Linked DNA regions of Homo sapiens: all the other regions are linked to region 3. A link is a loop called in an ENCODE intact Hi-C map of the cell type or tissue named here. Cell type or tissue: sigmoid colon. All regions are shown on one strand.

Region 1 (8,000 bases), 160 kb before region 3:
TTAATCACCTAATACTTGCTTGGAAAAAGATATTTCATATCCAAGAACTTCTTTCTGCTGTTTTATGAAACATTTTCTTTTAGAACTGAGGTTCTGAGAGGTGAAGCCAACTGGACTTCCTGGGTGGAGTGGGGATTTGGAGAACTTTTCTGTCTTACAAGAGGATTGTAAAATGCACCAATCACTCTGTAGCTAGGACTGTAAAATGCACCAATCAGTGTTCTGTAGCTAGCAAGGGGATTGTAAAATGCACCAATCAGCGCTCTGCAAAATGCACCAATCAGCGCTCTGCAAAATGCACCAATCAGCACTCTGTAAAATGCACCAATCAGCAGGAGTCGAAAAGTAGCCAATCACAGGGAGGATTGAAAAAAGGGCACTCTGATAGGATGATAGGACAAAAACGGAACATGGGCAGGGACCAATAAGGGTATAAAAGCTTGCCACCCCCCGGCAGCCAACACCTCGAACTCCCTGGGTTCTCTCCCATACCGTGAAAGCTTTATTCTTTTTGCTTTTCACAATAACTCTCGTTGCTGCTCACGCTTTGGATCCGTGCCATTTTTAAGAGCTGTAACACTCACCGTGAAGGTTTGGGGCTCCGTTGTTGAAGTCACTGAGACCACGAACCCACTGGAAGGAACCAGTTCTATTACCAGGCAGAATAAAACATTTTTTGAATTTTAGTTCCATCTTAAAATGGTTATAAAGTGAATGGTCTTGAAACTGCCTGAATATTAAAATCACTGGCTCTGGTTCAGATTGATTGAAAAAGAGATGAATTGAGGAGGAGATGGAAGAAAAGGGGGCAGATGGAATTAGGTCTTGCTCACTCCTGCCTTAATTGTGTGTCCTGAAAACATGTTCCTTTACTCTCCTGCCCTTGGCTTCCTCATCTGTAAAATGAAGGTGGTTTGCTACGTTGATCCCAATACTTGAATTTCTGAATCCTATGATTCCCAGTGAACATCATCCCAGGCCCAAGTTTGACACCCACGTGGGGCTGCCAGCAGCTCCGGAGGAAACCCTAAGTAGAGCGAGTGAGTGGCAAAATGGGTTGGATCCAAATGCTTGGATCAGATGTGAAGCATCTCCGCGTTTCAGCTGCTCCCAGGCCTCACTCGTCCACTTGACGGATTTTCTTCCAGTAGTCTGCAGAGTTAAAGCGGACAGGACACGAGTGACAGTTTCTAACATAACCATCGGTCTGCGGCACCTTCCGTGAACATTTGGAAGTTGCAAATGCATCAGGGGCTGTTCCCCCTCCACCCTTTTCCCTCTCCAATTAAAATAGGTTAGCAGGGGAAAAATACGAAAAAGACTTTGACTTTACTGACAACGCTTTATTTATTTTATGTAAAGAATGATCTGAAGAAAATATTTTTAACACATTCACATTTGTTAATCTTCAAAGGTGAGCACTTGAGTTTTGGGTTTTATTATTTTCAGTATTTGTATTCTTTAAAAATTTTCCAATAGAAAAGACAGCAATAGTCATACAGGCAGGGTCTCACTCTGTCACCCAGGTGTGATCTCAGCTCACTGCAACCTCCGCCTCCCAGTCTCAAGCAATCCTCCCACCTCAGCTTTCCAAGCAGCTGAGACCACAAGTGCGCATCACCACGCCTGGCTAATTTTTGGTACTTTTTGTAGAGATGGGGTTTTGCCATGTTGCCCAGGCTGGTCTCAAACTCTTGAGCTCAAGCGATCTGCCCACCTTGGCCTCCCAAAGTGCTGGGATTACAGGCATGAGCCACCACACCCGGCCAGTGAGAGATCTCAAACACACAATATTAAAACAAGAAATTTAAGATTTCCCGAGCAACTTAACAATCTTAGAAAATTTGAAATCAGCTAAGTGTTTTATTTTCTCCATATCTAAATTTGTCAATAAAGTGAATATTTCCCTGGAAAAAAGAAGGAAGAATTCAGAAATCCCAAGGTAGTGTTCATAAATTAATATTTTGGTTTTTCATATCAGCCATAATGGCTACAAAATGTCTGTAATCCCTCAAATTCTCCATTGTCAATCTCATTATTGCCAAACCAACTACATCAAGATAACGTCACATTGAGATAAATATAATTCAATTGATTTATGTTTGCACTAGTTAGATAATTTCAGGTTGCAGGGAAATCAATACTCATAGTTTAACAATTATTTGTTATAATCATCATATTAACTTTTATACAAAATGTGCAGACATATTCAAATGCCCTTCAATTGTACAAGAAAGTTTTTTGAAAACATTCAACCTGCATTGAAAGTGATTTTAAAGTTGTGCACATGCGATATAATTTATTAACTCTAAAAGGAAAATGTCAAATCACAAAGCTAAAGAAAAAGTATAGTGGTTCATATTGGCATGTACCGAGTAACAAAATAGAGCACGTTTGCTGGAAAATTAGGTCTAATGCTAGGCACTGACACTGCGAGAGCAAATAACACCATCATATCTAGCAAATACTGGGAACTAAAAAGCCATATTATAAAATAACTTTGACTCTTTGAGTGTGAAACATGAAAGGCAAATATAGCAGTAAAACTTTTACAAATGAGCACCAAAATAAAATTGTGAATGAACAAATTCCTGGACAGGATTCAGTATATGTAAAGCAAAAATATATATATATTTACAAAAAACAGCAAAAAAAAAAAAACAGTTTTGAAGGAAGTATAATGTCATGCTTCTGCATGATTGAAAGCAAATGCAACCCTAAAATTAATACAAATGGGGAAAGAGAATAAAAAATCCTGTATTCCAACAGAAACTGGTATTTCAATTACGATCACAGCTACATATATAATATGCAGAATAAGTGTGTTTTTTAAAGTTATAAAAATTTCTATCTTTATGCCAAAAGAATGGAAAACAGTCCTCTTCAAAAGCAGGGGACCCACCCTCCTGGAAATCCACTCTTGCTGTGAGACTCCAGATGACTCCCTTTCATCATCATGGGCTTCTCCTGATTGTATCCTTAGCCATCACTACCTTCTCACAATAAATCTTTCTCCATAGAGCTGGGGACATTGCTAATTCCACATGTTGAAGGGATTTCACCACTACCTCTAGATCTTCAGCATTCCATGACGTCGTAACCGCTCACCCACATGCCTGACAAAGACGGCCACTTCCTTTTTCCTGTGGGGGGCACCCCACAAGCCCAGGCTCGCACCCACCTGTTCACTCCTTCCTGAGTCCCTTAAATCGCATTTAGAGAATCACATCTGATGCCTACAACTGGCTTCAGCTTGTCCTGAATTACCGTGTATCCGCCACACACTTGGCACAGACTACCAGAGCTGAGGTCTTAGAAAACACAACAGGTTGCCTGGGCCTCTCTTTACCTGTTAAATATTTCACTCCATCCTCATCCTCCCCCCATTTCACATGAGCATGAGCATACGTTTCATTTGAGGTTCTTTTCTGGTACAATATTTCTTCTCATAATTAGAAATGATGGTCTTTCAATAAATCAGAACAACACACTAACACACCTCTGCAGCGTGCGTCCTCATGCCCCGCAGTTTTTAACTGCACAGACTGGGGTCTCTCGGAGTTCACTTTTTTTATTTTCTTGCTTTTAGGATGTAAGTAAGTAGCAAAAGAACTTTGGCCATGTTTACTATCTGTGAAAGGCCAAAATGCAGGTCCTAGCATCATATATTTTTGTTGTTAAAGTTGATAATTTTAGCTTACTATGTACCTGGTATATTTTGTGCTCAGTATAGCTCAATTCTCCTTACTAATCTGTAGCAACAAAAGGGTGGCTCCATCTGTAAATTGCTACCAATTGTTTCCAGTACGTTTTCATTTCAACAGTTACTAAATTCTCCAGGTTTCTCTTATCTCATATTCACATGTGTAGAATGTTGTGGTTGTGGCCACGAAGATTCTTTGTCTTGTTTGATTATAGCTCCCAGCACTTTGCTTCTCTTTTTGATTTCTAGAATCTTTATTATGTATTCAGGTGGGCGGGGACACAATTCCACTCAGCAGCCCGGTTGCTGATTTCCTTTACCGAATCCATTAACAGGGGGCATCTGCCTAATATAATACCAATATCTCCACTGATTTTGAGCCACAGGTTATGTTAACAATAAACTTTAAAATAAAATGTTCTACCTATCAACATGTGCTCTGCTCTTTTTCAAAAAAAAAAAAAATAAACAAAAAGCCACAACAAATGTGAGGCCCCATCTTTGTTAAATTGTGTGTGATACTTCACTCCACCGCTAGAAGGCAGCAGTATGGCTGCGCCCATAATCCGCTCTTGCCAATGGTAGACCTGGGGACCTGCCTTACTATTATTATGATTGTTTCAATAGTTCTTGGGAAAAGGGTGGTTTGTTGTTACATGGATAAGTTCTTTAGCGGTAATTTCCGAGATTTTGGTGCACTCGTCACTCAAGCAATGTACACTGTACCCGATGTGTGGTCTTTTCTACCAGCATTTCCTTGACCTTGTTAAGTGTCTTCCTCATCACACCGTGCATAAAGTGTTGCTTAGCATTAACAAAGGAAATCATTCAAAAACCTATTCTGATGCGAGTTATGTGTGCCGTTAAGTAGCAACCAACAGTGGGAGGATGTGAAATTCCATCTGCCTTTAAGTCAGTCCATTCTTTACTGCCTTCCATTCTTTTTTTTTTTTTTTTTTTTGAGACGGAGTCTCGCTCTGTCGCCCAGGTGGGAGTGCTGTGGCGCGATCTCGGCTCACTGCAACCTCCGTCTCCCGGGTTCACGCCATTCTCCTGCCTCAGCCTCCCGAGCAGCTGGGACCACAGGCGCCCGCCACCATGCCCGGATAATTTTTTGTATTTTTAGTAGAGACGGGGTTTCACCGTGTTAGTCAGGATGGTCTCGATCTCCTGACCTCGTGATCCGCCCGCCTCGGCCTCCCAAAGTGCTGGGATTACAGGCATGAGCCACTGCGCCCAACCAGCCTTCCATTGTTAACATTCCACCCATCACACAGGCCCCGGATGCAGAGTCATTCTCTGTTATAGTTCTTTCTGGGAAAAATAATGCATCTTTTGTTCTATCAGATGTAGTAGATGTAGGAAAGCAAGAGAGAGAAGAATCTCAATAGTCAGAGAGGCTGAAATGTCATTCGCAATACATCGCTGCCCTTGTGGCCTAACACGGCTTCAGCACCTCCCTCCCCATGTCTAGATGACACCCCACCCGCCTCCCCAACACGGCTTCAGCACCTCCCTCCCCGTGTCTAGAGGACACCCCACCCGCCTCCCCAACACGGCTTCAGCACCTCCCTTCCCATGTCTACATGACACCCCACCCGCCTCCCCAACACGGCTTCAGCACCTCCCTCCCGTGTCTAGAGGACACCCTGCCTCCCTGAAGTCCTGGGGCTCCTGCAGTCATCTGCCACTCAGGTGGCCCAGTGGCTCCCTGCCTGCATCCGAGGCCAACTCTTGTCCCTCTGTCTGTCTGAACGGGAGGGTGCACTGCAGGGCCTTTGCTTACCATTTCATCTCTGGTGGTCTCTTTATTTTAGCACAATTCTGTCATTCATCCATTTTCTCCAAAATCCTTTGTTTGAGCACCTAATACGTAGCAGGCACCTTTCCAGGCACTGAGCAAACTATTAAACAAACTATGGCCTACATTTCAGTGGGGGAAATAAAATGAATAAGTACAAGAAAAAAGGATGTAAATGTTGAACACAGGGAAAAAAGGCAAGGCGGTAAGAAGGTGAGAACGTCCAGGATGGGAGGTCTGCATTTTCAGGAAGGCCATCAAGAAAGGCCTCGCTGACAAGGTGACCTTGGAGCAAAGTTTGGGTGGAGCTAAGGGAGTGGGGTGGATGAGGCTGTCTGGGGTCCGCTGGAGAGCAGCAGTCATACATCTAAGCAAGACCGGTCCACTAGCTGAGTGTCCTCCAGCTATCTTCAGCTAGATGGTACACATTAGGCTGGAGTTGGCCTAAGCCAAGTGATTTTGATGACAAGAGCAGGGGAGGGGAGCTGAGGGTGTGCGAAGGATGAACTGTCATGGTGGAGCGCAGACTTCATGCTGTTGAGAGGCTCAGCAGCCTCCAGCACCCACACAGCTGCTTCCTTTTTTGTGCCCTGGAAGAGAAAAGGCCTGGCCTTGGCAGGCACACGTGAACACGAGGGGCCCGTAGCCTAAGCTTCCTCCGTGCTGCGGCAGATCCACCTGTGCTTTCGGAAGCAGAACAGAGAAGGGGAAAGCCACGTGGGAATGGGGGTGGTGACCCTGAAGCCCTGGGCTTCTTGTGGAGATGGAGGTGAGCCAGGATGCAGAGCCTAGGGGTCTCTGGCAAGCATCAGGATAGGACTTGGGCCATGGGAAGCTGTCAACAGAGGGATGGTACTCAGAGCCCGGCCACCTTTTTGTTCCGGAAGTAGTGAGGGGAGGTTTTAGCTACAGCATCCAGGTTGTCAGGACTCCACCTTAAGCCCTGAAACACCTGAATATGTCTGACTCCATGTTAACTCCTGTTGCTAAGGGAAGTGGAGAGGCCCAGGATGAGGGTGGTCTTACCTGCAGTAAGACCTGTCTGTGTGAACTGGAGATGCGCACGCCACCTGGCTGGAGGGTGGGATGGGGCGAGCTTAGCACAGCAGGTTCTATCCACTCCAGAAAATGATGACATCGTGCATTTAGAAACCCCCATAGCATTCTCCAGGAGAGACCTGGCCTGTGCCTTCCTCTAGTGCCCACTGTCTTCTGGTTAAAAGTCAAGTCTGGGAAATGACAGGGAGAATCCAGAAGCTTCAGGCAGCTGGAGCAAGGGGTTGTTGGGTGACACCTTGGGGTACCCCCCCATCCCCAGAGGCTATAGCCTTTTGCATTCAAACTCCACCCAAGAATATCTTATGGCATTAGCCAAGTGTGGCTTACAGGGCTATGCAGAGACCATGAGGAGAGTGTGAGAGCGAACCCCTTGTTAGCTGAGTGTGTGCTGCACTATTCAGTTATTATCTTCACCACTGGAGATATTTTAACCAATACCACAGGATCACTCACAAGAAATGACGTAGAGAGGATTCATGAATTAAAAGGGAGTCGGAGAGGATGATTTCTATGGTTTCGGAACTGCTTCTGTAATTCTTTCAGCCTTCCATGAACTTGCATTGCTTTCAGGTCTCTGCGTACTTGCTGTCGGTGCCCTGTGAGTCAGTAGAGAGGCCTCTGCATAGACAGTGAACTTCCCGAGAACAGGGGCCTGGCTTTATTTTCTTTTTGTATCCCCAGAACCTTGAACACAGCATGGGAACTGGCTCTGTATGGTAAGTTCTCACTTAACGTCAGCAAGAGGTGCTTGGAAACTGTGACTTTAAGTGGAACAACAAATACAGAAACCAACTTTACCATAGGCCAGTCGATACAGACAAGACTTAAGTTCCTAACAACATATTTCTGGTCACAAAAACATCACCAGTCTTCTAAATATAGACCCAAAACATTTCTAATATTCAACACTGAAATAAATGAGCCGTACATACATTTAAGAAAGATTAATTAAAACAAGTAAGATCATTATTTATCCAATTCCTGGTGAATCAGGGAGTGACAGTAGTCATTGTGGTGGGGGGTGAAATCAAAGCAAAAACTGTGAGGACCACCTTCTACTCCCACAAAGTTAAAAACAAACAGGGTGGGCTCCCTGAGCCCTCTCCAGCCACTTGGGTCATTGCCATGCATTTGTAGGGTGATAGTAGACTTTACAAATTGTTATTTTACAATAATTTGTTTTTATGCATTCGTTTCCCAACCCGCTTATTCCAGTTCAGGGTCACAGGTGATCGGAGCCCATCCTGGCAGCAGCTCCGGGCGCAAGGCAGGAAGCAGCCCTCGGGCAACGGCAGGGCCCCTCATTCTCACACCCACGCTCACTCCCAGGACGCCCTGTAGACACACCCATTCGTGAACAGGCACATCTTTGAGATGTGGGAGAAAACCAGAGCACCGGAGAAAACCCACAGAGTCATGGGGAGAAAGTGCAAGCCC
Region 2 (8,000 bases), 91 kb before region 3:
ACCTGCACCCGTAGTGAGCATCCTCTTCATATTTTCTCCAGTTCTCCAACAGGTGAAGTGCCCTAAAGGGAAGCTCTGACTCCAATTAATCCTATTCCTGGCTCTGGTCCTAAGACAGATGACTTGGAAAGAGTGTAGGGAATGGGTTGATTAGGGCAGACATGAAACCAATATGAAGACTTTTCTAATGGTGCAGGAAGAAGGTAGTGAGTGCCTGAATGAGGGCACCGACAGTGGGGTTGCTGGAGAGGGAAGAGATTAAAGAGATACCATGATTAAAGAGATTAAAGAACATCATTCAAATAGGTATGTGAGGTTAAGTGTATTAGTCAGCTCCAGCTGCTGTGACAAAGTACCAGAGACAGGTTGGCTTAAACAACACGTTTTTGAGTTTCAGAGGCCGCAAGTCAGTGATCGAGATCAAGATCGGCATGCCTGGTTTCTTCTGAGACCTCTCCTTGTCTTGCAGATGGCGCCCCTTGCTGTGTCCTCCCATGGCCCTCATGCCTCTCTCTCTTCTTATAAGGACATCAGTCCTGTTGGATCAAGGCCCTACCCTTCCAATCTCATTTAACCTTGGTTATCTCCTTATAGGTCCCATCTCCACATACAGTCACATACTTCAACATGTGAATGTTGGGAAGACGCAATTAAGTCCATAAAGGAAGGGACAGGTTAAGAAGCATTAGTGGGCCAGGCGCGGTGACTCACGCCTGTAATCCCAGCACTTTGGGAGGCCGAGGTGGGTGGATCACCTGAGGTCAGGAGTTCGAGACCATCCTGGCCAACATGGTGAAACCCCCTCTCTATTAAAAATACAAAAAGTTAGCCGGGCGTAGTGGTGGGTGCCCGTAATCCCAGCTACTCAGGAGGCTGAGACAGGACAATCGCTTGAACCTGGAAGGTGGAGGTTGCAGTGAGCCAAGATCATGCCACTGCACTCCAGCCTGGGCAACAAGAGCAAAACTCTGTCTCAAAAACAAAACAAAAACAAGAAGCATTTGTGAGGATTTCCAAAATTACACGATTTGTCTGATTGCTTTTCATTGCTAGTACAGATGTCTTATTTATTTGCACATTTGTATTAAACACATAGGATCATTTTAGAGGGCAGGAAAACTTTCTATTACCTGGAGATCATCATCTATAGATTGGTTTTAGGACACAGAATCTCTCAATTTCCAACTCACATCCATAAATCCGTTTGTGCCAAATTGTGCACCATTCAGGTGAGTGTGCCAGTGTCACTAGTTTTAAGCAACAGAACCATCATTGCTGACTCTGATTCCTTCCTGAAAGAATAGGAAGGGAACAAGAAAACCATGGGCCTTACAGCAGTGCCAACATGAAAGTGAAGGGTTTGTAAAGCTCAAGCTTGCACGCATCTGGGCGGAGGCACCCTGGCGGCTGCCTTTCTAATACACCATCTGCACTTTCTCACCTGCCTGCTCTCCAGGCCCACTCCGCAAAGGCGTCTGACCTCACACAACACTGAAGCCTCTTGTACAAGTTGCAGCGTCCATGGCTCCAAACTTTACTGGACTTTGTGAGTTGGCCTTGCCTCTTTCTTGAAGCACTGTTTCTCTTAGAAAATGAACACTTAATTTTCTCCAACACTGTCGGCCCTTTCTTTTAACTCCCTTTGCTGACTCTTCCTCCTTTCCCCAAGCTCTCAATGTTTCTGATCTCTTTCAGGAGTCATGCTTTAAAGATCGCATCTCTATTTCTAGTTCCTTTTTCCCTGGGACCTTCAGATTCCTATGTCCAGCTCAACACCTCTGTGTATAAGTCTGATAAACATCTTAAACTGAACACTTCCGAAACAGAATTCCTAAGATTTTCCCCAAAATTCACTCCTCCTCCAGTCTTCTCCATCTCAGTAAATGGCACCAAATTCACCTAATTGCTTAATTCACCAATAATAGTAATTACTAACACATATATTCTTATTGGAGGCCAGATTGTGTTCTAAACACGTGTGTGTGTCCCATGCACACTCACAATCCCCAGTCGAAGGAGATACTATGATCATCCCCATTTTACAGATGGGCACAGACAGGTTAAATACCTTGCCCAAATTTACACAGCTAGTAAGGAGCAAAGACAAGACTTGAACGACGTAGGCTCTTATCATCTCCTAACCCTAGGGTTACGGTTAGTCTTTGCTCGTAAGCACTACTATGCTGTAATAGTTTATCTTTTTTCTCACCCTCCTCACATTCACTCCATCAGCAAGGCCCCCAGTTCTACCTGCAAAGCACAGCTCAAATGCACCTGCTCCTCACATTTGCCTCCACTCCTTTCAGAGCCATCACCATTGCAGGCCTAGGCTAACGCAAACGCCTGCAAATTCTTCTCCATGTTTCAGACTCTTGCAACCCTATAGCCGATCTCTATACACACAAATCATATCATCCTCTCTCCTGCCCATCAAAATCCCACAATTCCATCCAAACTCCTCACTGTGCAGCCCGTGGTATCCGCCCTGACCTGCTTCCTGCGTAGCTCATCGACCTCCACCCCATTGTTCTTGCCCTCTTTTTCTGTGATTGCCTGGAGGACCACTTTGCTCTTCCTGGATCACATTCGTGTATGCCTCAGGGCCTTTGCACTTCCCGGATCACATTCGTGTATGCCTCAGGGCCTTTGCACTTCCCGGATCACATTCGTGTATGCCTCAGGGCCTTTGCACTTGCTGGTCCTTTCCACTTAGAACACTTCCCTTCTCCCCTGAATTCTTACGACTTACTCACTTCATTAGGTCTCTTGCCAAATGTCATCTCCCTCAGTTGTTTCCCATGACCTCCATGTGAAATAGGCCCCCTGCCCTCCGGTCAGCCTTTATCTCCTCCCCTTGCTCTCTGCTTTCTCAGTGAATGCTGCCCCGTCGGGCATTATATTAAATATGCAAGTGCTCATTATCGCTCTCTCCCTCTGGAACGCCTGTGCTACCTCTGGGCAGGGAGGAGTGTTGCCTTGTTTCAGGTTCCTCACTAGAGCCTAGACCTGTGTCAAGCATATAATTAGAACTCAACACATGTGTCTTGAATGAATGAATCTGCTGTTTTTTGGTTTCACGTTTTCTATGTTGGGCTTCCTTTTTGCCTTTGTTTCTAAGGGAAGTGTTTTGTGGGCAGTGGAGGCGCACATTCAAGTGACACGCGCACCAGCTCTCCCCGGCCCAGACTCTGCTCGTTCCAGCGCAGACTGCGAGTGCTGCCTGCCCACCTCCTGGCTTTGTTGGCTCCTAAATAACCTTCCCCGCCTGGCAGATGCCATGCCCCCTTTTGTGTGGTGAGAATCACCTAATGATAATAATTATCATGGCTGTTTTACAACTGGCATAAAAAGAATTCATGCAGATGATGTTGCCTTTGAAAATTATAACAGGATGGACTATTAGAAGCACAACCACAAGAAAATACCCTGGCCAGAACTGGAGAGCCACAAGGTAACAATAGCACACGTGGTGCTTTCCAATACTTCCAACGACTGCTTTGTGTCACCTCCTTTCAGCCATGAGGAGCATGCTCTGAAAGATGCCACCCCCGTGAGCAGCTGGGGCCTGTGACGATGACCGGGAACACGCACTCCCTGCCTCAGCTTTTGGTGGCCATCTCTCATTGAAGGGCTTCGGGGCGTGCGGTTCAGTTTCATAAGCAATCCTGGGTCTGGGTAAACATGCTTGACTGATTAATGATAACAGCTCTTAAAACACCACAGACATTTCCAGTGCCCAGAAATGTTTATTTTTTATACTAAATTAAATTCATTTTCCTTCTCATTCCCTCTAAGGAAAATGGTGACAAATTTAAATTCAGAGTGGACTGCTATATTGAAGATGGCCATGTGCCACAACCTCTAAACAGGCTATGGTTTGGGAATGTATTTCATCAGGAGGATGGTGGGAGGGAGGAGATTTAAGGGCTGGGAAGGAAGGAGGGAAATCCTGGGTAAGCACCGTGCCAGTGAACATTAGCCCTGAGCCGATTGCTTTGCTCACAGAAGGAACGGTAACTATTTTGTATTTAGCAAATACAGTCACGATCAAAGGTAACTGATTGTGTAATAATTTAAAATATCATCAAAAATCAAATAAAAACCAAGTCAATAAAAAATAATTAAGTAATCATCATGAAGAATAATTTGTTACAGCACATAATAAATCCTTATTTATGATGGAAAAAGAAAAGGAAACAAATATTTAAGGTACCTGCTTGTGCCATGCACCACGATGCAGACAAGTAGAAAACATTATCTCCATCAGGCACATTAAAAAACTGCAGCTTAGAGTGGTTAATTTTCCCAAGGCAATAGAGGGCAGAACTAGTATCTAATCAACAGCCCCATTTTCCATCTGTTTATGCATGTCTACACTGCCTCCAATGATGACATCAACAGTAAGTACTTATTTATATGCAGTATCTATTTTATTTCTATAAATCATTCTGGCCATTTTGTGCTAACAAATTAATTACCTCTTTTAAAGAACTATATTAGACTCTATTAGTCATAGCATCCTGACTGATGTGGGTTTTTCCATATCACCATGGCTCAGGTAATTCCCACCAGCTGTAAGGTGTCCAGTGGAGAGATCCTTCCAGAAAAGCATGTCCGTCCACGGACAGCTGTCCCTGGTTTCTGGGGATTATAGCTCAGCCATATGATTCAGAAACATGCATGGACCATAGAATGAGCTGGGGCAGGAAGAGACATTCACATTATTGTGAATATCATTTTAAAACACTGAGCTGAAATAAACAATGGTTTGCAAATCAATTTCAAAGGGCAATTACATATTGCTTCTTCTCATTTTTTTGGTGACTAAATTTTTGTGAATTTAGTCACAAATGGATTTGCAAAGGCACCCATGGTCACAAATAAAACAGGAAGATGCCCAGCACAGCTGTGAACCCTCTTCTAAAGGAAAACATTTGACTCGCTGTTCAGGGTCGGCCATTACACACGTTGGGTGAATCATGATGATGATTTTGATTTTTCTACATATTGAAGAGAGGCACATAATACCTTCACTTCAGAAAATGGGCACATTTTCTACATTTTAAGATTGAGGCAGGCTAGCCATATTTATTGATTTATTCCTCAATAAGCATTTGCTGCATTCCCATTTGTGTCAAGAACTGTGCTCAGCTTCAGGATATCAGTTCAGCAAGACACTCACCCTGCCCTTGAGTAGCTCAGTGTCCAGGATAGAGAACACAGATAAAAGTGGACGAGTTATCCTTATACATGATCAGTGCCTAAATATCAGTAAAATGCTGTAAGCCATCAAAGACTAGGTAGACACGTGTGGTGATCCACAGCAACCTCCTCTCCTTCATAAAACAAAAACAGACAACAAAATACTTGGCCTAACCTAGTAAACATAATTGTATAGTTAGCAATTAAATTCTTTAGGTTAAGCCTCTTTCTGCTGTTAAGAGGAACATGTTCCTGTAAGAAGTAATAAAAACTGCACTACCAACTTTCTGAAACATCCCAGGCCTTTCTGTTCTAATGTCTCCGATCACAATGAGCCTTTACCACAAATGGCTGTTTCCTGCCATCTCTGAATGTCAAATTCTTATTCATTCTTCAAAGTCCAGTAGAAAAGCCACCTCCCCAGATAAGATCTGTGTGCCCTGGGCCTGCTTTCCTGCTTTCTCATAAATACGTTCCCTACTGGCCTATGTCATGGATATGTTTTCTGATTTTTTCTTTAGGAACACGTGGCTCACGTTGAGGCTATCTGAAGTTACCAAAAATACAAAGACAGAAAGCACATCTTCATCCTTTTTTTCTGGAGAGTCTCTCCCACCTGGACAGCTAAGTTGGGGCCCTGAATTTCAAATGAAAGCCTCTCAAGGCGTGGGTAAACCTGGCCACTGCAGGACAGCAGAGTCCCTGGCTTTCCAGGTGTGCCCTTCTCTGTCCATGCCCAGCCTGGGAAAAGACCAGACCGTCCACGGAGCACTGGAGCACACAGTACATGGGCGTCTTCCGTCCATGAACCCAAATCAGGATCCCAGTGCACATGAGGGTCCCGATTAAGGTTAAACTGTACAGAATGGAACAATACCTGCTCTGTTTTGACGACACTGGATGTATCAGTCGGCTGAGGCTGTGTTAGGCTGCAGTTACAAGCAGCTCTAAAATCCCAGACGCTTTCTGAAACACAGGTGGCTCTCATTCCTATTACATGCACCTTAGCTGTGGCTGAAGAAGCAGCCTTTATCCAGATTAATGTGGATGCCCTGGAAGAAAAAAAAAAAAAACAAAGGCAGATAGCTTCTGTCGCGCTACGGCATAGGTCACCTCTGCTCTCATTCCACTCTCAAAGCAAGTCAGGGCCAAGGCTGATGTTAGTGGGATGAGGGTGTGTCATTCCCTCAGTGGGAGAAGCCTGTCAGAGGGGCAGTGAATATTTTAACAGCAATTTCATCTACCACAACATGTGAGAAAGATTTGGATATTGATGCAATCCAGAAAGAGCAGCAGAGAGACCAGCAGATTTCTACGGAGTTTTAGTGGAAATCTGCTCATGTCACTGGCTAGTTCTAGGCCTTAACTTTCTCATCTATGAAATCAGAGGTTTGGTCTGCGTGGTATCAAGGTCCCTTCCATCTCTGACACTGAGCCCAAAGCCTTGCAGGGTGGTGATTTATTTTGGTATTTTATCAAGTGCCAGCATCATTTCTATATTTCTCAGAGACCTCAACAAGTAGGGTGCTTGGAAACATTTGCACATTTGCTGAATAAATCAGTTAAACCCTATGAATAACTTACACTGGTATGAATTCATTAGATAATTCTCTGGAAGCCACTTGGATGGATGGAAGGTGCTAACAAACGCCAAGAGCTGCCGGTATGGTGGTGAAAAGACAGAAGACAAGAAGAGAAGCAGACCGCGGCACCTGAGGGCCAGAGGGGCAGGCTGGAAGGCCACAGCTGCGCATGCTCCGTGGGCCATTCCTCCCAGAGCTGCCCTCCCTGGGAGTGAGAGCAGATGCTACGGCAGTTCACAGTTCTTGATTTTCCTGTGGCTGGAAATTCCTAAACTTACAAAATCTCAAGCCATGTATATTTTGAAACAGTGTGGGGATTCCTCAGGGATCTAGAACTAGAAATACCATTCGACCCAGCCATCCCATTACTGGGTACATACCCAAAGGACTATAAATCATGCTGCTATAAAGACACATGCACACGTATGTTTATTGCGGCACTATTCACAATAGCAAAGACTTGGAACCAACCCAAATGTCCAACAACGATAGACTGGATTAAGAAAATGTGGCACATATACACCATGGAATACTATGCAGCCATAAAAAATGATGAGTTCATGTCCTTTGTAGGGACATGGATGAAATTGGAAATCATCATTCTCAGTAAACTATCGCAAGGACAAAAAACCAAACACCGCATGTTCTCACTCATAGATGGGAATTGAACAATGAGAACACATGGACACAGGAAGGGGAACATCACACTCTGGGGACTGTTGTGGGGTGGGGGGAGGGGGGAGGGATAGCCTTAGGAGATATACCTAATGCTAGATGACGAGTTAATGGGTGCAGCGCACCAGCATGGCACATGTATACATATGTAACTAACCTGCACATTGTGCACATGTACCCTAAAACTTAAAGTATAATAATAATTTAAAAAAAGAAAAAAAAAAGAAACTATTGCAAATGGAAAGAGACTTTTTTTTTCTGTTCCTTGCTTTGTATTGGAAAGCTAGGTAAAGAACACACTCCCAAACCATTAGAATTCAATGACAGGAAATGCTGTAGTATTGCACAAAATGAAATTCCTGATTTTACTGTGAAAAGGAAATGATACCCTTTTCAACCTAACAAAAGAGTTGATTTGCCAAGAAAATGGGCTCAACTGGAAGAAGCTGACTAAGAAGAAATACACAGTCAGTGCTTTTGTTCCCATTCATTCTACCTTTGCAGATAAGAATTTTTAAAAAATCTCTCCTATGATTCCCA
Region 3 (8,000 bases):
AGAGCCGTTTAAGGATTCCAGTGCCTCCAAAATTAAGAGTTCAAAGATTGAGAAGGTTTAGAAAATAATGGTAACAGTTGGGTATTTATTTGAGCACAGTTTTAAGCATGAATAGACTTGCAGTTGATAGTAAGCCCCTTATGGGTGCTTCAAGGCTCTGGAAAGCCAGTCTCTTTCCAACCTGCCTGAGAAGTGTGGAGCAGGAGGCCCTCTGAGCTGCTCTTCATAACCAAGAGCCAGTTTTATACATGGGCAAAAGGAATATGGAGATATACAAAATATATTTAGTATGAGACTTGGACAAAATTATCAGTTAGGGTTCATTCAGACGTTTACTATCATAAACGTGATTTCTTCAACTTCTGTTTTGGTGTTTACCCCCACCCCTGTTCTCTCTACCTCCCCACACCTTCTCAGCCTTTGAATCTCTTTATTATTCCTGTTGCTGCTGCCCACAGTGTGGTTTGGCCTGAACTGCGTCTAACAGCAGTGTTCCTAATAAGTGTCAGGTTAATTATTTGATGAGATTGGTAATGGCAGTGAAGAATAATGGCACTGAAAGTACTTAGCTTTCTTAAAATGTTCTTTTCTTCTCTGAGAGGTAGTTTGATTTTGTGTGGGGCAAAACTCTCTCAATTTGAACTTGGGCTGTGCCACTTACTAGCAATATGACATTGAGTAAGTTACTTAGATTCCTTTTGCCTCAGTTTCCTCAGGTGTACAATGCAGTACCTGTTCCTTAGGGTCGATGCGAGGAATCAGGAAGTGAGGAGGTAAACAACTTGGAGCATAGCAAGTGCCTCACAAGTGTTCATCCTTACAGGATTCTTTGCTCTTCTTGGATATATACTATTCATTGTTCTGCCACATAGGAAAAGTTTTTGTTTAATGACTTAAGATTCCAGGGTACTAAAGTGTTTTAAAATTTTAAAATAACATTATGTACATTTATCCAATAAGTACTTCAGTGGGAATAAAATTAACAGATTTTGATGTTACTGTACAGATTGTTACTTAAGTTTCAGAAATATTTGCTCAGCCATGGGATAAAGTAAAATATTAAAGGATAATTTTTGAAAAAGGGAAAATCATGATTCTTATACAAATATAAAATAAATAGATGTCAGAGCTTTTATTTAACTCATAATTAAGGAAAGAACCAATAAGATGTTAAATCCAGCCCAAAGGAAAGTCCAGAGGGGAGACATACGCAATGAGAAATGCCGAAAGATGCAAGACCGTCACTCCGTCTCGGAGGAGCCAGTGGTATCCTCACCTGATGTGCATTTCTGTGGACAGGAATCCCTGGCATCGCCATTAGCCCTCCACAAGCCAGCTCTGTCTTTCTAATAGAGACTCAGAATAGCCAATGATCAGAGAAAGGCGCGGATCCTGTAGCATCAGGGAACACGGGGAGGGCCCTTTAGGCCGTGAACAGACATCCAGTCATCCTTCTGTCCGTCTGAAAGTGTTTGGCAAAAGACTTTCAAAAGAAAGAGAGGCTAGATGTAGAGATTCCAGGAAGCAAGAAAATGAAAGATGAAAGTAAGAATAGGTGTAGAAACCAAGAGAAGATAATGCTTTTGGCCAGAAAAATGCTTTTCCAGGCTTCTTTTTTTTTTTTTTTTTTTTTGGATACTGTCAAGAAAGCTGTGTTTATCTTACTGAATTCTTTGACCTCTGTTAGATAAATCTTGTTTTAGAGAAAGATAAAAGGAAGGAAAGGCAGACTGTAGAATGTTGATGTGGGTTTTATTTTGCTGATTTACTTACTATTTTTCAGATGAAGGCTTTGGTAGAGGATGGTATTGTACTCAGGTCAGGATCCCTACTGTCTTTTAGTTCTGTTTATTAATGTCATTTGGGGCTTTTAAAAAAATAATTAAAAACCTAGAGAGCACCTACTTTTTGAAAATGTCAGTATTGAAGGAATAATAGGGTTTTAGTATTATTTGTTTGTGGAAACATACTTAAAAAAGTTTGCGGCCGGGCGTGGTGGCTCACGCCTGTAATCCCAGCACTTTGAGAGGCCGAGGCGGGCGGATCACTTGAGGTCAGGAGTTTGAGACCAGCCTGGCCAACGTGGTGAAACCCCGTCTCTACTAAAAATACAAAAAATTAGCTGGGCGTGGTGGCAGGCGCATGTAATCTCAGCTACTTGGGAGGCTGAGGCAGGAGAATCACTTGAACTCAGGAGGTGGAAGTTGCAGTGAGCAGAGGTCGGGTCACTGCACTTCAACCTGGGTGACAGAGTGAGAGTCTGTCTCAAAAAAAAAAAGGTTTGAAGAATTTGTGAGTGCTGTGGTCCTAGTGAGTTATCAGATTGCAGTGGGGAGGCAGCCTTCAGGAGAGAAGTCAGTTTGTGGTGATAAATTCTCGACAGCTGACGGTCTAGCGTGCACACTGGGAACGTGAGGGGCCCTGCGTGTGGTGTCCGGTTCAGCTGAAGATGGCAAAGCCAGTGAGAGTAACACAGTACGGTTGCCTTGTGGCTCTTTGGGGTGAGTCAGAGTTTAATAAATATTTTACCGGTGGACCCAGGCTGCATGCTTTTTTCTTTCAGCCTGCAAGTTTAACAACGTGGCATTTGTTGGCTGTCTTTGACTGTTAAGACCCTTCATATTCCTAAATTTTTAACTGATGTTTTTGCACACAGAGTGTCATGATACTTATAAAAATGTTACTAATTGCTCAGAAAAAATAACTTCACTTTGAATTGAGACTAGGATTTGCTTGTAAAAAGTCTATATTTCTGCTTTACGATGGCAGTTGTCACAAATATATGTGGTCTTTGCATGACTTCAGTTGTAATGCTGACAAACTATTTAAACCAAAAAGGAAGGTAAAAACAGGTTCATGTTAAGTAAGAACCTTTGCTAGGCTTTGTTTCTTGAAATCAATACTCAATTGCCTAACAAGAGGGTATTTATGGGTAATGTGTAGGAGACGGTCTGTATATGGGCGCAGGGGCAGAAATCAGGAGCTTTGTACTGTTTTTATATGATCTCAACTGTTTTTGTGACTTATTACCTGGGAATGGCTGTCTAGAAGAGTCAGTTGTTGCACCACTAGTGTCTGTTTTATTTCTACATGGGTGTTATGGGCGATGCAAACCTGATTTTCTTCGAATCGGCCTGGCTTCAAACAGAAAGAAAAGACCAATTTCAATTTTCCCACCACATTTAGAAGACTGTATTTTAAAAGAGGAAAACTGACGGCAAATTAATTCTTAATATGAGTGCAGAAGAAAAGAGCCTTAGGTGACTTTACCTTTAGAACTTGTGTAAAAATAGATGGGCAATGAGAACGCCTTCAAGTCCAGAAACTGGGTCAGACAAAAAAAAAAAAAAAAAAAAAAGAACGGAAACAAACTTATAATACGTAATACAACAGAGTGTAAACAATGTTGGTAAAAATTGAAAGCTACGAGAGATATGTGTAGCATGCACACAAAGAACTAGCAATGCCCACTTTCACTGTTGGCCTCCCCCCTCCGTCTTCCATCCGCCAAATCAAGAAAGTGTGTTCTCTTTGCCGCAAGCGCGGAATAACACCGCTGCAGCCAGGCCTCACTGTGTGTGGGGTGGCTGGGGCTGTCTCAGAAGGAGGCCCATTGATTTGCATGCTGCATGGGTCATTGCTGCAGAGAGTCCTCATACTGGAAAGCAAGTGCTGAAGTGTGAAGAACGTGCCTGTTTGTGTCTCTTCGCTCAGTCCACAGGCCTGTGTCTTCTCCTGGCTTGGGGCTAGCTGTTTTTTAGAAGGTTTAAATCTGACCTTACACTGCCATCTAATGGAAAACATATCTGTTCAGGGTGGCAGGAATTGTCCGTGACTGAAACTGTGTGTTTCGATTCCTCGATGAAAACATTTCGTGAGTTTACACAGTAGGGTCTCTGTCACTTTCAGTCCTAACTCTGTGCTAGTGGATTTAAAATGCAGGCTTGGTTTGAAGTACTCAGAGCGTATGTTGCTTTTTCTGATGTGTCTGAGCCGGGACTTCACTTGGAAATGTAGAATCCGAAATCCAGTTATTCTGAACAAACGTAAGAGTTTTTACTCCGTGCTTCATTAGCTGTGTTGATATACTACCTCTTCCTTTCCTGTTACTGTTATTAAGGGCATTAGCAATTCTCTTCATTTGAAAGCAGCTCCCCTTTCGCACTCTCCTGCATTGTCATCTTTACGGATTTGTAGTTGTGATCGTATTTCCCACCTAAAACCCTCTGGTTCTCTGTTTGACAGTAGAAGTACCAGGTTCAAATCTCGACTGTTTACATATAACCTCTCAGAGGCCATTTCCTCATCTGGAACATGGAAATATTTAACTCAGTTATTGTCATGGGAATCAAATAATACTTAGGAAATTAGTCTGTAAGATATAAATAAGTATAAATAATAAAAATAATAGCAAATAACATTTTTGAGCATTTATCATGTGTCAGAAACTGCTAGGCTTCCACAAGCATTATCTACTCTGATCTTCAAAACATTCCTAAGAGGAAGGTATGGTGATCCATTCATAATGGAATAACTTCTCGAGATTATACAGGTGGATTGAGCAAACATCGAGATTGAACCCAGAGCCTGTGCTCTTAGCCACTGCTTATTACTGCTGCTTCCCGTTGGGAATACTGAGATGAGCCACCTGTACTTTTGCAGCTGTGTTACCCATGGAGCTTCATGGACTCTGGCATTGGTATTCATTTTTTGTTTTTTCTAACTCATTTATTTCACATTTTTGAGGTGTTTGCATAAAAGATCAGTATATTTAGGCATATATTTTGCAATAGAATATGGAATCAGGATGCCTTCACCTGCAATTAAGATTGATTTAAACAAAAATAAAATCTACTTTTTCATAATATACAATATTCATTGATGGCAGACTCCAAAGGTTGGTTGAGTCAGTCATGTCACCAAGATGTGAGGAGCCTGGGTTTGCTGGCTGTTCTGTTGCCCTTAGCATAAAACACATTTCCTTAGCAATTGTGGTTGAAACTGGACATAATGATGTTCTCAGGCAGAAAGATGGTGTCTCTTCTTGGTTTCCCTTCTTGAAAGTATGGAGACCTTTCCCAGATGTGCTCCAACAGACCTTCCTCCGACATCACTGTTCAAAAACAAGTTTATCCAATCAAGAGCAGGGGGAATATGACAAGCGCGGTTGGCTTATGGTGGTTGATCTCTCCCCAGTTAAGGGGCAATTGGGGGGCTGTGTTTCAGCAGAGAGGGTCCAGGGTGATTGGTGGGTCATAGCCAACAGTGTCCACTAGAAACAGGCTCTGTGTGTCCGGGCAAGGTTAGTCCTGGCCTTAATGGTGTGATTTGGGGAAGATTATTTGACATCTGTGTTAGAATTTCACCATCTTGAAAATAATGTCTGTCTTGTTCTTGTAAGGCTGATTTCTGCTATAAGTCTCAATACATGTCTTCCAATTAAGATCAGTGAAAGAGTTTTAATGTCTTCAGTAAGAACTCTCAGAATAATCAGCTCCGTCTTAGGGGAGGTGGTATTTTGACCAAGAGATGTAGTGCTTTTCAAATTGTACCTGGCCCAGTTCAGGGGCCTGAAGGAACGACGCATCCGGGTAGGGGTGCTGGCGGGTGGGTGGGGCTCGAATCTCAGAATCCAGCTCCAGGGGCTTGGGCCTCCCTGCTCACTCCAATGCAGAAGCCAAGTCTCAGGCTCTGCCACCCGTGTCCTCCCAGCGGCCTGTGGTGCACGGGATGTTCATGGCTGAAGAGCTGGGAGTGCAGGGCCAGTGGGGACCTCACCAGACCCACTGCTTTCTGGCCAGGGGCCCCACTGCTAGGGACTGGCTAGACCCATCCCTGCTCCTTCTGAGGATGAGGGAGGGAGGGACTCCTGGGGGTAGGAGAGTTTCTTAAAATCTTAACAGTCCCTCTCCTGGAGCCCTCCACTAGACATCAGGCCTTTATGTTATGATATAACTGAGAGCAGTTTAGATTTGTAAAAATAACAATTTAGTAATGCATTGTAAGTGAGATGTTACCAGAGTTTAAGTATCAGGGGAATTTTAAAAATGGAGTACAGAATGGAAAGCTCTGAGCTGCTGGTTTACATTGTTCAGTACCATCAGTACCACCAATTTAAGCATTGTAACTGTTTAGGACAGAGCCTTTTCTGTATGTGCTGTGTACATTCTGTTTTTTAAAACATTTTTTATTTTGGCTAAACACGTGGAGTATGACGTAGCTGCCAGACCCATGGGGACTGTGTGTTCTTAGCCGTTTCTCCAGGGCATGCAGCTGCTGTATTTTTGAGTTTTGTGTCTGCATTTTATACTTTCTTGCGTTACTTGCTACCATTGTGTCACAGATCCTTTCTTCACATCATCAGCTCTTAACGCTAGCAACTGCCGTTCATTCCCTGTTCGATTATGGGCAGAGAAACACCGAGGCACAGCGCAGCACCATGGGCGTGGGGGAGGGGCACAGAAGCTGTTTGACTTCTCAGCCTTCTTTCGTTTCTTTTTTCTCAGCTGTGTCCTTAGGTTACTTGGACTTGATCCCTGCTGGATGAGGATGTCTTGTACTTAAATCAGGTGTGAAGACTGTTGTTAGTAGGAACTTAGTTGATACCAGTAGCGCATTTTGATTCTGTTCAGACCATTTAACTCTCTGACCAAGTGAAGTGTGAGACACCACATTGAATGGCCGTGTCTAGAAGGAAGGTCGACAGAAACATGGTCTGCAGCCACCATGACTTCTGCCCGCGATGACACGCCTTACTAATTGGTCATGTCATTCTTTCTAGCTGAGTTGAGACAAAGCCCGTGATCCCTCACACAGTGCTCCAGGCAGATGCTGCCTGCCGGTTAGAGCAGGACTGCAGAAGGAGGCACTTCTGGGTCACTTAGCCGGGGTTCAGCATGTCACAGCTTAGCCTAAGCCTCCACTCAGTCTCTATATTCCCCCAAAGCTCTAACTTGGAGGCATGGGGTGCAGATAAATAAAGTGAGAAAAACTTCCAAAGGTGAAAGGATTTTCTTACTAAGTAAAGTATGAGAACCAGCATGAAGAATCCAAACCAAAATAAACTTCTAAAAACTCAAAGTTCTCCACCTCCCTCCCAGAGACTGCTGACCGGTGAAAAGGACCAGCAAGTAATGAATGCCACATGCATGTATCGGGAGGATTCAGACTATAAATCTTTTAACTCGTGAAGCTAGTGAGAAAAGATGCACGATCGACTCAGTCTCGGTGGAAGTGGTGCCACCTCCCAAAATCTCATCTGTCTTCTTTTCTGTTATCATCATTCTAAGCAAGGCATCCCCCACCCAGTCAAAAAAGGAACATAGTGAAGAAGGACAGTGTTACCGAATGTGAATGGGACGCCCTGTCCTGGCTGAGATGCTCACGCAGTAGGCATTAGACTTTGGAGTGAGTGGCGTCTCGCTGTGCAGGGTTGATAGAGGAACTCCTCGAGATCTGGTTTTGCAGCTCACATTCCCTGTTCTTCTAGGGACCACAGAGGGAGAGGATGTGTAGAGAGGCAAGGAGGGTTTGTGCAGAGATATCTGTGGGGAGAGCTGGGGTAGGCCATGAAGTGGGAGGATGCAGAGCATGTGACCGTCTTCACTGAGGCCTGGTGAGTGGGACCTCCAGGTGACAGTGTTCCCTGCAGCTGTGAGACACAGAGCCTGCATGGACAGTAGAGGTGGCTGCATTTTAGGGGTGTTCTCCATGTCCAGGTGTGCAAGCACCTTGCTAGAGAGAGTGGGCTCCAGGCCATTGGAAGTTGTGCCTATGGGCACTGGTCACCTGAACGTGGAGGGGCTCCAGCAGGGAGTGTCTGCGGTAAGACTGAGACCACTGGAGGCTGAGGAGTGGCAATAGGAAGCAGATGCATCCATGAGTCATGGCTGGAGGAGTCCTCCAGAGCCCTTTAGGGAACCCGTGAAAATGCCCCCAAGACTCAAGTAGGTTCGAATACCTGGCAGGCAGAGAGCACAGACCACCTATGGCAGTACCAG

Evidence for each region. Peaks named below come from ENCODE experiments on the same cell type or tissue, not always from the same donor. Only the 100,000 strongest peaks of a DNase experiment are listed, where the experiment ranks them.
Region 1: it touches region 3 in a loop (5-fold over the local background); 8 of 110 quality-filtered maps call a loop at or near these places.
Region 2: it touches region 3 in a loop (2.8-fold over the local background); 7 of 110 quality-filtered maps call a loop at or near these places.

Annotation. Positions count from the first base shown.
Region 1 is chr6:783,392-791,391 of GRCh38, reverse strand. No RefSeq gene overlaps it. Among named protein-coding and RNA genes, the nearest start is that of EXOC2, 94 kb to the right of the region's middle. In sigmoid colon, CTCF peaks have their summits at 4,043 and 4,244 (motif pointing right); no DNase peak of the experiment used is centred here; H3K27me3 peaks cover 1,055 bases.
Region 2 is chr6:711,968-719,967 of GRCh38, reverse strand. No RefSeq gene overlaps it. Among named protein-coding and RNA genes, the nearest start is that of EXOC2, 23 kb to the right of the region's middle. In sigmoid colon, no CTCF peak of the experiment used is centred here; a DNase peak (open chromatin) is centred at 3,596; H3K4me3 peaks cover 98 bases; H3K27ac peaks cover 817 bases.
Region 3 is chr6:620,877-628,876 of GRCh38, reverse strand. All of the region lies in intron 4 of EXOC2 (exocyst complex component 2), which reads left to right. Among named protein-coding and RNA genes, the nearest start is that of HUS1B, 32 kb to the left of the region's middle. In sigmoid colon, a CTCF peak has its summit at 3,870; a DNase peak (open chromatin) is centred at 3,642; H3K27ac peaks cover 850 bases.